Regions from separate parts of the Homo sapiens genome. Here region 1 is linked to region 2. A link is a contact called in ENCODE Hi-C or POLR2A ChIA-PET data. All regions are on one chromosome and are shown on one strand. Each heading gives the region's core, a stretch centred on a gene start or an enhancer-like site at or near the end of the contact. The rest is flanking DNA. Distances are from core to core; before and after follow the strand shown. Region 1 overlaps ZMIZ1 (zinc finger MIZ-type containing 1). Region 2 has its middle 140 kb from the start of LINC00595.

The links. Hi-C counts contacts between places; a loop is a spot of excess contacts on that map. ChIA-PET counts read pairs that join two places held with the same protein, here RNA polymerase II (POLR2A). Pooled maps may share reads with other maps.
Region 1: a loop to region 2 is called in a pooled map of heart left ventricle, with 2.3 times the contacts of the local background. The contact joins two enhancer-like sites. A Hi-C loop is called at or near these places in 3 of 50 pooled maps. POLR2A ChIA-PET finds 5 or more read pairs at or near these places in 3 of 52 experiments (MCF 10A and WTC11).

The regions. Positions count from the first base shown.
Region 1 is chr10:79,198,792-79,204,085 of GRCh38, reverse strand. It overlaps ZMIZ1 (zinc finger MIZ-type containing 1), which reads right to left. Exons shown (of 25, transcript NM_020338.4): 5 at 2,394-2,502. The coding sequence starts at 2,453. Among named protein-coding and RNA genes, the nearest start is that of ZMIZ1, 130 kb to the right of the region's middle. RefSeq lists enhancers at 2,102-2,602, 2,603-3,103. Within about 2 kb of position 1,410, at least 6 of the 41 ENCODE cell types and tissues checked have a DNase peak (open chromatin) inside an H3K27ac peak, as active enhancers do.
Region 2 is chr10:78,404,762-78,410,602 of GRCh38, reverse strand. No RefSeq gene overlaps it. Among named protein-coding and RNA genes, the nearest start is that of LINC00595, 140 kb to the right of the region's middle. RefSeq lists enhancers at 992-1,803, 2,616-3,427, 3,277-3,571. Within about 2 kb of position 1,507, at least 21 of the 41 ENCODE cell types and tissues checked have a DNase peak (open chromatin) inside an H3K27ac peak, as active enhancers do.

The DNA of each region.
Region 1 (5,294 bases), core at 161-2,660, 790 kb before region 2:
CCAGCCGAGGCTGACTTCTAGGGCAGCTGTGGAGCAGACAGATGTCAGCACTGAGCTGTGTCTGACCGGAGATGTGGGAGGAGGGGCATGGAGCACGTAGGGAGCTCTGGATGGCCCAGGGGGCATCTGGGCACACTCACAAATGCGCCACTGCCTGGCTCAAAAGCAGAGCCCTCTGTGTGTGTGCACGCATGTGTGTGCCGGGGCAGGTGAGGGAGGGTGGTGTGGGCTCTGGCATGTGCTGGTTGAATGTGAATTAATTATGATGCCCATTTTATAGATGAAGGGAAGTGAAGCGGCAACTTAAGGCTGCATAGTTTGTAAGCGACGGAATGGTGACTGAGCTGTGTGCCATGCTGTGAGGGGCTTCTGGTGGGCCTCTGCCCAAGATGGACCCAGGGAGGGCCAAAGAAGTCAGGTGCACCCTGACCCCTGGTGATACGGAGCTAGGTGCCAAGAGGAAAGAGGCTGAGAGCAGGTCTCGGCAGGAGTGGTGTGCCTGCCATGCAGAGGGTCCCATGCACAGGAGGCATGAGCATTCCATTGGAGGGCGGGGCCCCTGCCAGCTGAGCCAAGGGTGGGAGAAACGGAGTGAAAGGTAGAGCTAGGAAAGAGCCCTGCAGAACCCTGAGTGGGAGGAGGGAGTGTGGGGGAGGAGGGAGTCTTGGCGTCTGGTTTCTATTCTGCCACGGTGAACAGAGGCGTGTAATTGGCGTTTGGGAGAGCCATTTGGGCTGGGTTCAATCTGTAACAAGCCTTCTTCAATTTCCTCTCCACATACCCTGCATAGACTTTAAGATTCCTCTGCTCGATGCTAATAAGAAGACACACAACCCTCGTTCTCGAGGAACAGCCTCAGTTCCACTGGGCAGGCACCTTGGGGAGGCTCCGTCTGGGTCCTGGCCCTCAAGGAGGGAAGGCTGGGTGGGTAGGGGGCTGTGAGTTCTGCCTGGCGGAAGCCCAGGGGCCAGCAGCCCATGCTGGTTGCCTGAGCTTCCTGCTAAGCTGGCCTAGGCCAGGGGCCTGAGCCCCAGCACTCCCTTCCCTGTCACTGACATACTGAGGACAATGGACACCACACACCAGGGCTGGGCTACGTGCATCACCCACAACATCCTCACAGCATCCTACGAGGTAGGCCCCATTTGACAAATGGGGAAGCTGAGGCTCAGAGAAATGGAGGACTAGCTTGAGATCTCACCATGGGTCCATAAAGGAATGAGCACTTGGGTCCAAGGCGTCTGACACCAAAGCCCATGCCCCTCTCACTGTACCTGGTCCTTCCTGGAGTGAATAACATTCGTGGGTCTGTGCAGGGAAGCTGCCAGCCTGGGCAGTGGGAGCTGGGCCCAGCAGGTGGGCACGTCACTCCTGGCCACCGCTTGGGGGCGCCCCTGTGAAAGGTTCCCCACCTCCCGGCAGTCCAAATAGGGGAACTCCTGGGCAGCTTGCCTCTTGGGCTTGGTATGAGCTTCAGCAGGGTGGGGACCATGGCACTCACTGGAATTAGGTCTTCCCAGCACCAGAGGGGCTGAGTGGACTCAGGCTACCCACTTCCCCTCTCTGTACTTGTTTCCTTTCCTGTAAAATGATATGATTTCCTAGGACCTCTTGTCTTGTGGCTTTTTTTTTCTTTTTTTAAAAAATACAGATGGGGTCTCACTATGTTGCCCAGGCTGGTTTCAAATTCTTGGCTTCAAGTGATCCTCCTCCCTTAGCCTCCCAAAGCGCTGAGATTACAGGTGTGAATCACTGGGTCCAGCCTATAATGGGTTCTTATTTTTAAATAAATTAGTAAATATTTTTAAATTTTCTCAGCTTTAATTTCTTTTCTTTCTTTCTCCCTCCTTCCTTCCTTCTTTCTTTCTTTCTTTTTTTTTTTTTTTTTTTTTTTTTCTGAGACAGGGTCTTGCTATGTTACCCAGGCTGGGCTCGAACAATCTTCCTACCTTGGCCTCTCAAAGTTCTGGGATTACAGGCGTAAGCTGCCACACCCAGCCTGTGACTTTTTTTTTTTTTTTTTTTTTTTGAGAACGACTGGAGCAAAGGGGCAGGGAGCTTAGTTCTAGGGAGGGAGGTGGTGGGAGAGAGATGGAAGTGCCAGGTGCATCACTACATCCTTGCACATAAACAGAGCCCAGAGAGGCCACAACACTGGCCCAACGTCACACAGCTGGGAAGGGTGTGGAAAGGGACAGGGCAGCATTGGCACTGAAACCCAGGCATGTGATTCCAGCATTAGGCTGGTCAGTGCCAGCATGCCAATAACGGCCTCGATAGGTAGGTGGTCAGGAGGCCCTGCCATCGTCTCCAGCCAGAACCCACCAGATGCCCTGCTGCTGCAGCCCGCCCCATCTGCCCCGCCCTCGGAGTGTGCCTTGCCCCACACCCACCTGCTTGATGCACTGCAGTCGGTCATTGGTCTGCTGGATGTGCCTGTCCATAGAATTCATTCTGGCCGTTTCACTAGGTTCTACCCGAGAGCCATGAACGTTGTCCAGCCTGCGAAGAGAAAGGAGAGGTTGTCACTGGATCACGCCAGGCCTGCCAACCTTGAGCAGCCTCCCAACTGCCCTCTGGCCACAACACTGGCAGGTTCCAGAGTCCTTTGCTGGGCCCTGTGGGGCTGCACCTGGGGTACCCCACTGGGCTGAGGGCAGGAAATGCTTCTGGGTGCTTTCCATGTGTGGCACATGTGAGCACTGGGCAGGCATGCCCACCAGGGGATAAGGAACTGCACATGCAGGTGCACACATTTCTTCTCTTTTCTTTTTTTTGAGATGGAGTTTTGCTCTTGTCACCTAGGCTGGAGTGCAATGGCGCGATCTCGGCTCATTGCAACCTCTGCCTCCCAGGTTCAAGCGATTCTCCTGCCTCAGCCTCCTGAGTAGCTGGGAATACAGGTGTCTACCACCACACCCGGCTAATTTTTGTATTTTTAGTGGAGACGGAGTTTCACCATGTTGGCCAGGCTGGTCTCGAACTCCTGACCTCAGGTGATCCGCCCACCTCAGGCTCCCAAAGTGCTGGGATTACAGGTGTGAGCCACCACGCCCAGCCAGGTGCACACATTTCTGTATGCGCATGTGTGTTTTGGGTGGTGGAGGGGGTGGCAATTCCCCTTGGATTCCTGGTTCAGGGCTTGGCCCACGTGTGTGTGTGTACGTGTGTATGTGTGTGTGTGTTCATACATGTGCATGCAGGGGGACCTTCCCATATGACGACCCTCAGTGCACATGCACATGCACATGTGCTCTGAGTGGAGATCTCAGGTGGCATCTGCCCTCCCCCAGTCCCTCAGGCTTTGAGTTGTTCATAATTTACAAACCACTCACAACTCTGTTGTTTTCACTTTGCCCTCCTGGAAAAGGAGGATAAGAATGAGCACCACACCCATTTTCTAGATAAAGAAACTGAGGCTGAGAGACAGAAAGGGAAAAGCCAGGGTGGCACATCAAGTGGTGTCTGAGCCCACACCAGGAGCCAGGGTTCCTGACTGCCAGCCCGCGGTTTCCACTGTGCAAGGCTGACAGTGCGGGTGCAGGGATGGCTTGGCACTAGGCTCACCCTTCCTGAAGTGCAGGAGAAGGGAGTGCTCAGGGCCATTAGCATGAATGGGACTTCCCTCTGGATGACAGAGCTAAGTGGAGGAAGCTCCTTCGGCTCGAAAAAGCCCTGGGAGTCCCCAGGCCGCTCCAGGGAGGCCACACAGCAAAGGCGGGGATCTAGGTAGAGAGAGGAAGGACTGTACAGCCCTAGTCCACCCACTGTTAGGGGTCCAGGTCCTTGGGCCAAGGCAGAAGACTGCCCGCTGCCAGTTCGATTTGCCCTCCTGCCCCCAGTGGACAGTTCAGGCTGCAGACACTTGGATCACACCCAGGGTGCTGGACAGGAGACCTGGGGCCCTAAGCCTTCCCTGCTACTCTGTCGCACTCCCCACTAAAGACCCCTCATCTCTGGCCATGTCAGCCAGGACTTTTCACGTGCTGGACACCTGCATTCTCTCCTTTCCTTTTCACACACACTCTCTAAGGCCAGGATCATCTCCATTTTAGAGATGAGGAAACTGAGGCCCCAGATGTGCCAAGTCCTCGCAGCTGGTGGAAGTGTAGGTTGTGTCTGCCTGCCTGTCTGCCTGTCTGCCTTCTACACACGCTTGTTGAGGGACCCAACACCATTGCCTGGCCCCAGCCTTTGGAAGAAAGTCCTGTTCCTCCTCCAATTGCTTTAAAGGATGTGTAGCTCTTGGTGCAATTCTCATTGCTCCATGTGTGTCTGAACAGGTAATTCATTTGCATGGTTCAAAAATCAGAAAGTCCACAAAGATATCGAGTCCTGGGTCCAGACCCCGTCCCCAGTCCCCTGGTGCCCTTTCTAGGAGAACCAGTGCCATCAGTCCCCCTTCTGGAGAGTCTCATCTAGAAGCAAATATCTACACACACTATTTCTTGCCACATTTTTAAAAACATAAAATAATAACATTCTATACACATTATTTGGATGTTGCTTTCTTTTCCCCCCTCTTGATGATACATCTCAAAGTTTATTCCACATCAAGACACAAAGAACTTTTTTTTTTTGAGATGGAGTTTCACTTTGTCGCCCAGGCTGGAGTGCAGTGGCGCAATCTTGGCTCACTGTAACCTCTGCCTCCCAGGTTCAAGCGATTCTCCAGCCTCAGCATCCCAAGTAGCTGGGGCCACAGGTGCTGCCACTATGCCTGGCTAATTTTTTGTATTTTTAGCAGAGACGGGGTTTCACTGTGTTAGCCAGGATGGTCTCAATCTCCTGATCTCGTGATTCCCCTGCCTCGGCCTCCCAAAGTGCTGAGATTACAGGTGTGAGCCACCACGCCTGGCCACCTTTTCATTTTTTAATGGCCGCACAGTATTCCTAGGTATGATGAAGCATTATCCAACTAACATCTGCCCATCGCCCCCTGCCAGGTGCTGTTCTAAGGCTTGAGCCCTCAGACAAGGCCCCTCTGCTCTGGGGGCTCACACTCCAGCCTGAAACGAGGGACCCTGAAGCTTTTTCCAATTTTTTTTTTTTTGAGACTGAGTCTCGCTCTGTTGCCCAGGCGGAGTGCAATGGCGTGATCTTGGCTCACTGCAGCCTCCGCCTCCCAGGTTCAAGTGATTCTCCTGCCTTAGCTTCCCAAGTAGCTGGGATTACAGGCGCCTGCCACCACGCCTGGCTAATTTTTATATTTTTAATAGAGATGGGGTTTCACCATACTGGCCAGGCTGGTCTCGAACTCCCGACCTCAGGCAATCTGCCCACCTCGGCCCCCC
Region 2 (5,841 bases), core at 258-2,757:
GCACATGGCATCTTCCCCACTCTCCTCCTGAGACACTGAAGGGAAAGGGACTCGCGTCTCCCGGTTCCCAGACCCATCGCATCGCCTCCATTCTTGGCTCATGCATGCTTTCCTTCATCCATGTAATCCACAAACATTTTGGGAAACTGAAAATGAATGGGCTGTAGAATTTGCCCTCCAGGATCTCATGGTCTGGAGAAGGCAAAGGGCCCCAGAGGCCTGTCCCATGGTACTCCCTTCGGTCACTTCACACCCAGTGGCCTAGGATGCTGAAGGAGCCCAGGGTAGGGGAGAGGTCTCCTCCTTAAAGATGGGCTCCAACGTGGCCTGACTGGGGAAGCTTCTGGGACCAAGGCACAGAGGAGGGAAGGCAGGGACTGAGATGGAGAAGATCAGCCTGGAGCATGGAAAGAGCAGTGAGGACCTCGGCTAGGGGGGCAGTGTGGAGAGCCAAGAAAGCCATGCAGAGTTGTCCCATCAAATTTTCAAGCAAGAGAAAGAGGATGATTGAGTAGTCACGGGCATTGGAGAGAGGCTCTGCCAGGAGGGGAGTCTGCCAGGAGAGGACAGTGGATAGGCACCGAGGACTGCCACCTCTCCCACCTTCTGGGCTCCAGGTATCTACAGATAACACTGCTCATCCACACAAGGGACCAGAACAGAGGGCTGAGACCCTGTCCCCCACAAAGACCTCAAGCTGGGTAGTATACAGGGCCCTCGTTCCTTATCACATAGTCCCTTATATCCCTGCCAACTCTTCTGAGACACCCTGCCCCTGGTACCTGGACCCTATTTGTGGGCACCCTAGCTAACATAAACCCACCTGGCATCTATACATGTAGCACCTACACTGAGCTGAGCCAGCTCCACCTCAGTAAGATGCATTGCACTCCTAGGGAGTCAGGGAGTGGAGGGGGCAGGGGCATGGAGGTTGCTGTGGGACCAGAAGACCTAGGACCCCCTCCTGTGCTGTTAAGGTGGGAACTGGGCTCTGGACCCCAACTGCCTGGCTTCAAACCTGGCTCAGCCACACATGGCTGATTGACTGAGAAGTTCTCAACCTCATAGCACCTCCATTGTCTCAATCTTAACTGACAGTCAAGATCCCCATCTCGCAGGGATGTGGAGTGACTCTCTTGGGTGATGGGAGTTGTAGAACACAGGCCAGCAAGGTCTCTGCGCCGAGCCTCCATCCCTGTGCAGCATGAATGGAGACGGTGCACCTGGTCATGCCTCCTAAAGGATGACACTTCCATGCAGGTCCCCTCCCTAGAGGCGGCTAACAGGCATTGGTGTGAGTTCCCAGCCCAGCCCACACAACTAGGAGGAGTTGGTCCCCTGTGTGGATTAGGGGGCGCTAACAACCATGCTCCTGTTTTTAAGCCAGGGCCATGCAGACAGAGGTCATTTGCTGGGTCCCTTCAGGCCTCCATGAAGTTGGTCTTCCTGCTGCTGAGAAGTGCTTGACACAGAATGCCTGGAACCCCGCCAGACGCTCAGACTGAGCCTGCTTGGCACCAGCACCTGGGAAAGAAAGCCACAGAGCGGAGACAGTTCCCAGAAACTGGAGACCCAGGGCTTCTGATAAGGCCAGGCTGCTTTCCTGAGCCTGCCAGCCAGCCCCAAAACACACACAGGCAGGGGAGAGGGCACTGTTTGTGGCACGTCCAGGCCAAGAGAGGCCATCTCAGAGCCCCTGAGAACGGATGTGTCGACACTGGGGAGGCACAAGCCAGCTCCCTGCCTTCCCACAGTAGCTTGGGACTGTGCAGGGCTCTGGGGCATTGGCCAAGACTCACCCAGGACAAGGGAGCTCCATGGCAGGGGAGCAGGGGGGAGCTGCCCCTGCCTGTCCACAGAGCCAGCTCCCATCCCACGTCTTTGTCCTCAGAGCAACTGCTTGTGGGAAGCTGGCCACAGATCAGCATCCCTGGGCAACACCCAAGGAAATGGAGGCTCAGAGAAGGAGGGCAAATTGCTCAAGGTCACACCAGTAACAAGCCAGGACTCAAGGCTGGTCTCCAGCTTCACCCCTCAATGACTTCCTCCTTGTCTCGTGGCCAACCCCTTCTAGTCCTCCTGACCTGGTGTTAAGGCCACCGAGAGCTTTATGTGATTTGCTGAGATGAGTGGGATGAGCACCTGAGAGTGACGAAGAGGACATGAGTTCCAGTCCTGGTTATGCCACTGAGCAGCTGCACAGCCCTGGGCAAGTTTATTTCCCTCTCTGGTCTGTCTCTGTTACATAGGAATGATACCAGGCACCAACCACACTGACTGGGCTGCGGCAGAGCGCAGGAGCCCAGGTACAGACCGGCCTGGCCACCATCACTTCCTCGTGCTCGGTGTTCAGATACAGAACCAGCTGGGGATGACGTCAAGCTCATATTTCCTCTGCAGGCCACAGTGAGCCCAGCCACCCATCTTTCTGTGTATCCGTTTTGTTGCCTGTAGATGGTCTCAGTGAAGCTCAGGAGGTAGCATGTGTGAAATGCCCTCGGGAGGGGTAGCTGTTAGCATACACATTGCCCCATTTGAGATGGCTGAGTAATCGCATTTGATTTCTCCAGGTCATAAGTATGACAAACATCGCATGGTACCATGTTTAATATTTAAAAGGTTGTCCTGGGCTGAGACCACCCCATACCCAGCCCCTGAGCTAGGTGAGGTAAGTGAGGGGGTGGGTAAGGTAAACAGAATCATCTTCAGTTTTCTCCACTTATAAAACTGAACACAAAGACCTACACCACCAGAGATGACTGAGCAAGCCTTGAAACCAGGATCCCAGTGCCTCAGAGTACACGGGGAGGACCCAGGGGTGCACCAGCTTCACACCCACAGGCAGAGGTACCCAGGGGTGCACTGTCTTGACATCCACAGGAAGGAGTGCCCAGGGGTGCCCCAACCTCACATCCACAGGAAGGGGGACTCAGGAGTTCACGAGCTTCGCGCCCACAGGGAGGGACCCCCAGGAGGGAGTGAACTGGCTTCATGCACACTGGCTGCTGGAAAGGGGAGTTCTTCAGAGCAGCTTCACAATGAGCTAATCTGGAGAGGGAGAACTACCAAATCCCCCAAAGTCGAACAGGCAGGCCCAGTCAAAGCCCCTCCCCCAGCCCCCAGTGGCTCAAGCCCGACTGGCAGCCATGGAAACGGGGCAGGAATGTTTCCCGGCTGCAGGCTCTGGCCGGGAAGCCTGAGACTGCCCTGCCGCCCCCGCAACATCCAGCCAGGTGGGGTCGATCACGGATGCTGTGAAGAGGCCCAGCTGGGCCCTCCCTTGTCTCCCTAGGTGGAAATCAGGCCTGTTATTGCCCTGGATCGTGTCTGGTATTTTGATACCGTGAGAGATCTTGCGGGAGGAGAACAGGAGAGAGCTGGGGAGGGACTCAGCGAACCTGGGAGTGGTGGGTGGAGCTAGGCAGTTCATTGGCCTCTAGGTGTGTCAATCACCGCTCCTCTGCAATGATGAGCAGAGAAGCGGCAGAAAGGAGGGCAGGCACCTAGGAGGCATCTTAAGAAAAAGACCTGCTTCTGGGAGCTGTCGGGAAGATCAGAAGGGATGCGGACAGGCTCTGGAGAGAGGATGTGAGCAAATGCATGGTCGCTGTTCCTAGACCTGCCCGAAATGAAACGTTAGTACAGAAGCCTTCCCCAGCATGAGGTAGCTTTGCCAGCCACGCCATCGCTGCGGTGAGGCATCCCTGGGACTGGCCCCCTCCCTTACCCAGGGGCTCTAGCCAGCGACCTAGGAGTCCTCTGACACCCCGTCTTCCTCACCTGCCTGCCACAGCCAACATTCCATCAAGCACTGATGAATTCTCCTATTCTCTGTCTCTGGACTCCATCCAGTTTCCCCGGCCTCACTGCCACCCTCCCAGCCCACACCACACCATCTCCTACCTGAACACGGCCCTCACTTTGAACCTTCTTGGATTTCCCCCAAGACTTCTATAATCCATCTCACTCCCCTATTCCACAGGCGCTCCCCACTGCTGTTCCATAAGGGCAGGGGCGGTATTCATTCTCCTCACTCCAGGGTCCCCCAAGACTAAGCGCATTGCCCAATATCCTAGGAGGCATTGCAAGAAAGAATTTGCTGAACAAGAATTTGTTAAATGAATGAAAGGAAAGCAGGAAGGGAGAAAAGAAAGGAGCAAGGGCTCCTTGCCGAAGGGAAGTTAGACCTCCAAAGAGCAGAGTAAAGGGAGCCGGGAGGGTTGGTGAGCGCCGGGACAGCCACAACAATTTGTTCCCCCCCTTTTACCCCAGGGGGTTAAAATCTTGCTGCACCAGGATGGGGTTGTCCTTTCTCAGAGCCTGGGAATGAAACATGATAAGGGGTCTCCAAGGTCACCCAGTCCCTTCTCCTTCCGTGGGAGCCTCTCTGCAGAGCCTAGATGGGCAGTTAGGTCTTCTGCTCAGCCACCTCCAGTGACAAGGTAGTCACTCCCCATCATGATCACCCATGTGAAGTAGCCTCTGCCTCCCCAGAACTGGAACCATCCCAAAGAGAAGGATTAGGAGCATGGGCAAAGTCCAGCAATGCACTCAGCCACCCGGTATCCTCAGGGTGGAAACCAGCTCTCCAGCCCCCGGGTCTCCTCCCCTTGGAGAACCCTTGCACTGCTCTATCAGGAATCGGCATTCCCTCCCCACTCAGCCTGGCTGTCTGCTCTGGCCTCGCACCAGTCGCTTAATGCCACTCCTTGAGTTTGGAGCCCAGAACTAAACACGCCTCTCCCAGGAGTCTTGAAGGGAAACCAGCCAAATGTGAAGGAAGCTGAAGAGGACAATGAATGTGCCCATGCTCATTCCAGGGATGGACTTCATTAGCTGGAGAAAGAGATATTTTCTAGAGCTGCCACTGGGCTTGGCGAAGGCCAGTCTCAGGCAGGGGTTGGGGCTTGTCCCATGCCCCATACTAAGGATCTATCATCTTGATTTTCCAAGCCCACCATCAAGGTCCATCTGGAAAGAATGGAGAAAAGCCTGAACTAGGAACGTGTTATGACCCCACCTGTTTCTCTTCCGTCCCTGAAAGCAGCGCCTCTACCCCACATTCCCTCCCATGAAAACAGACTCTCAGGAGAGACGATGGACCTCAGTCTGCCTGGGGTAGGTGATTAATAACATTGTAATGCATCATCCTTCCAGAGGGATTGGCACTGGCAGGATCCAGGATTTAAGCTAAAGTAGCAAAGCAATAATGAGGGGATTTCAGGCCCTGACCAGCAGCTGGGGATGAAGCACAGCCCTGGGAATCTTCCCAGTATCTTTGAGACCATTCATAAGTCATCAACAGTAGAGATGCCGGCCTGGGTTTTTTCAGGTTGGCCACTTGCTTGCTGTGTGGACACATCACTGAACCTTTCTGACCGAGTTTCATCTGTGCAATGTGGATAATACTTCTACTCTCATCAAATTGTTGTGAAGAGCAAATGAAATAATGGAGGTCAGCCACCTGGCACAGAATGGGTGCTCCATCACCATTTCCTTGCTTCCGTCTTCCATGTACTAAGCATCTAGACCATTTTCATGGAGTAGACCATACAGGGACCAGGATGTAGGGTGTGTGTAAAGGCATTATACCTGTGCACTTGAAACTAGTTATTCCCCACAGTCTGAGGAAACTAGACCTTGAAACAGTCCCAACCTTCCCTCTGTCTTTTGCCCCAGAGCAGTGTGCAAATTGAAGAAAGCATCTCAGAGGCTAGTGGGCCTTACAATGGAGATCATGTGGTTCCCACCTCCAAGTCCGTTCCTCTACATCCTGAGAAATCATAGGCTGGGGGCTCTCTGGAGTCACCCTTTGGAGACAGAGAAGTGGTCAGCAGTCAC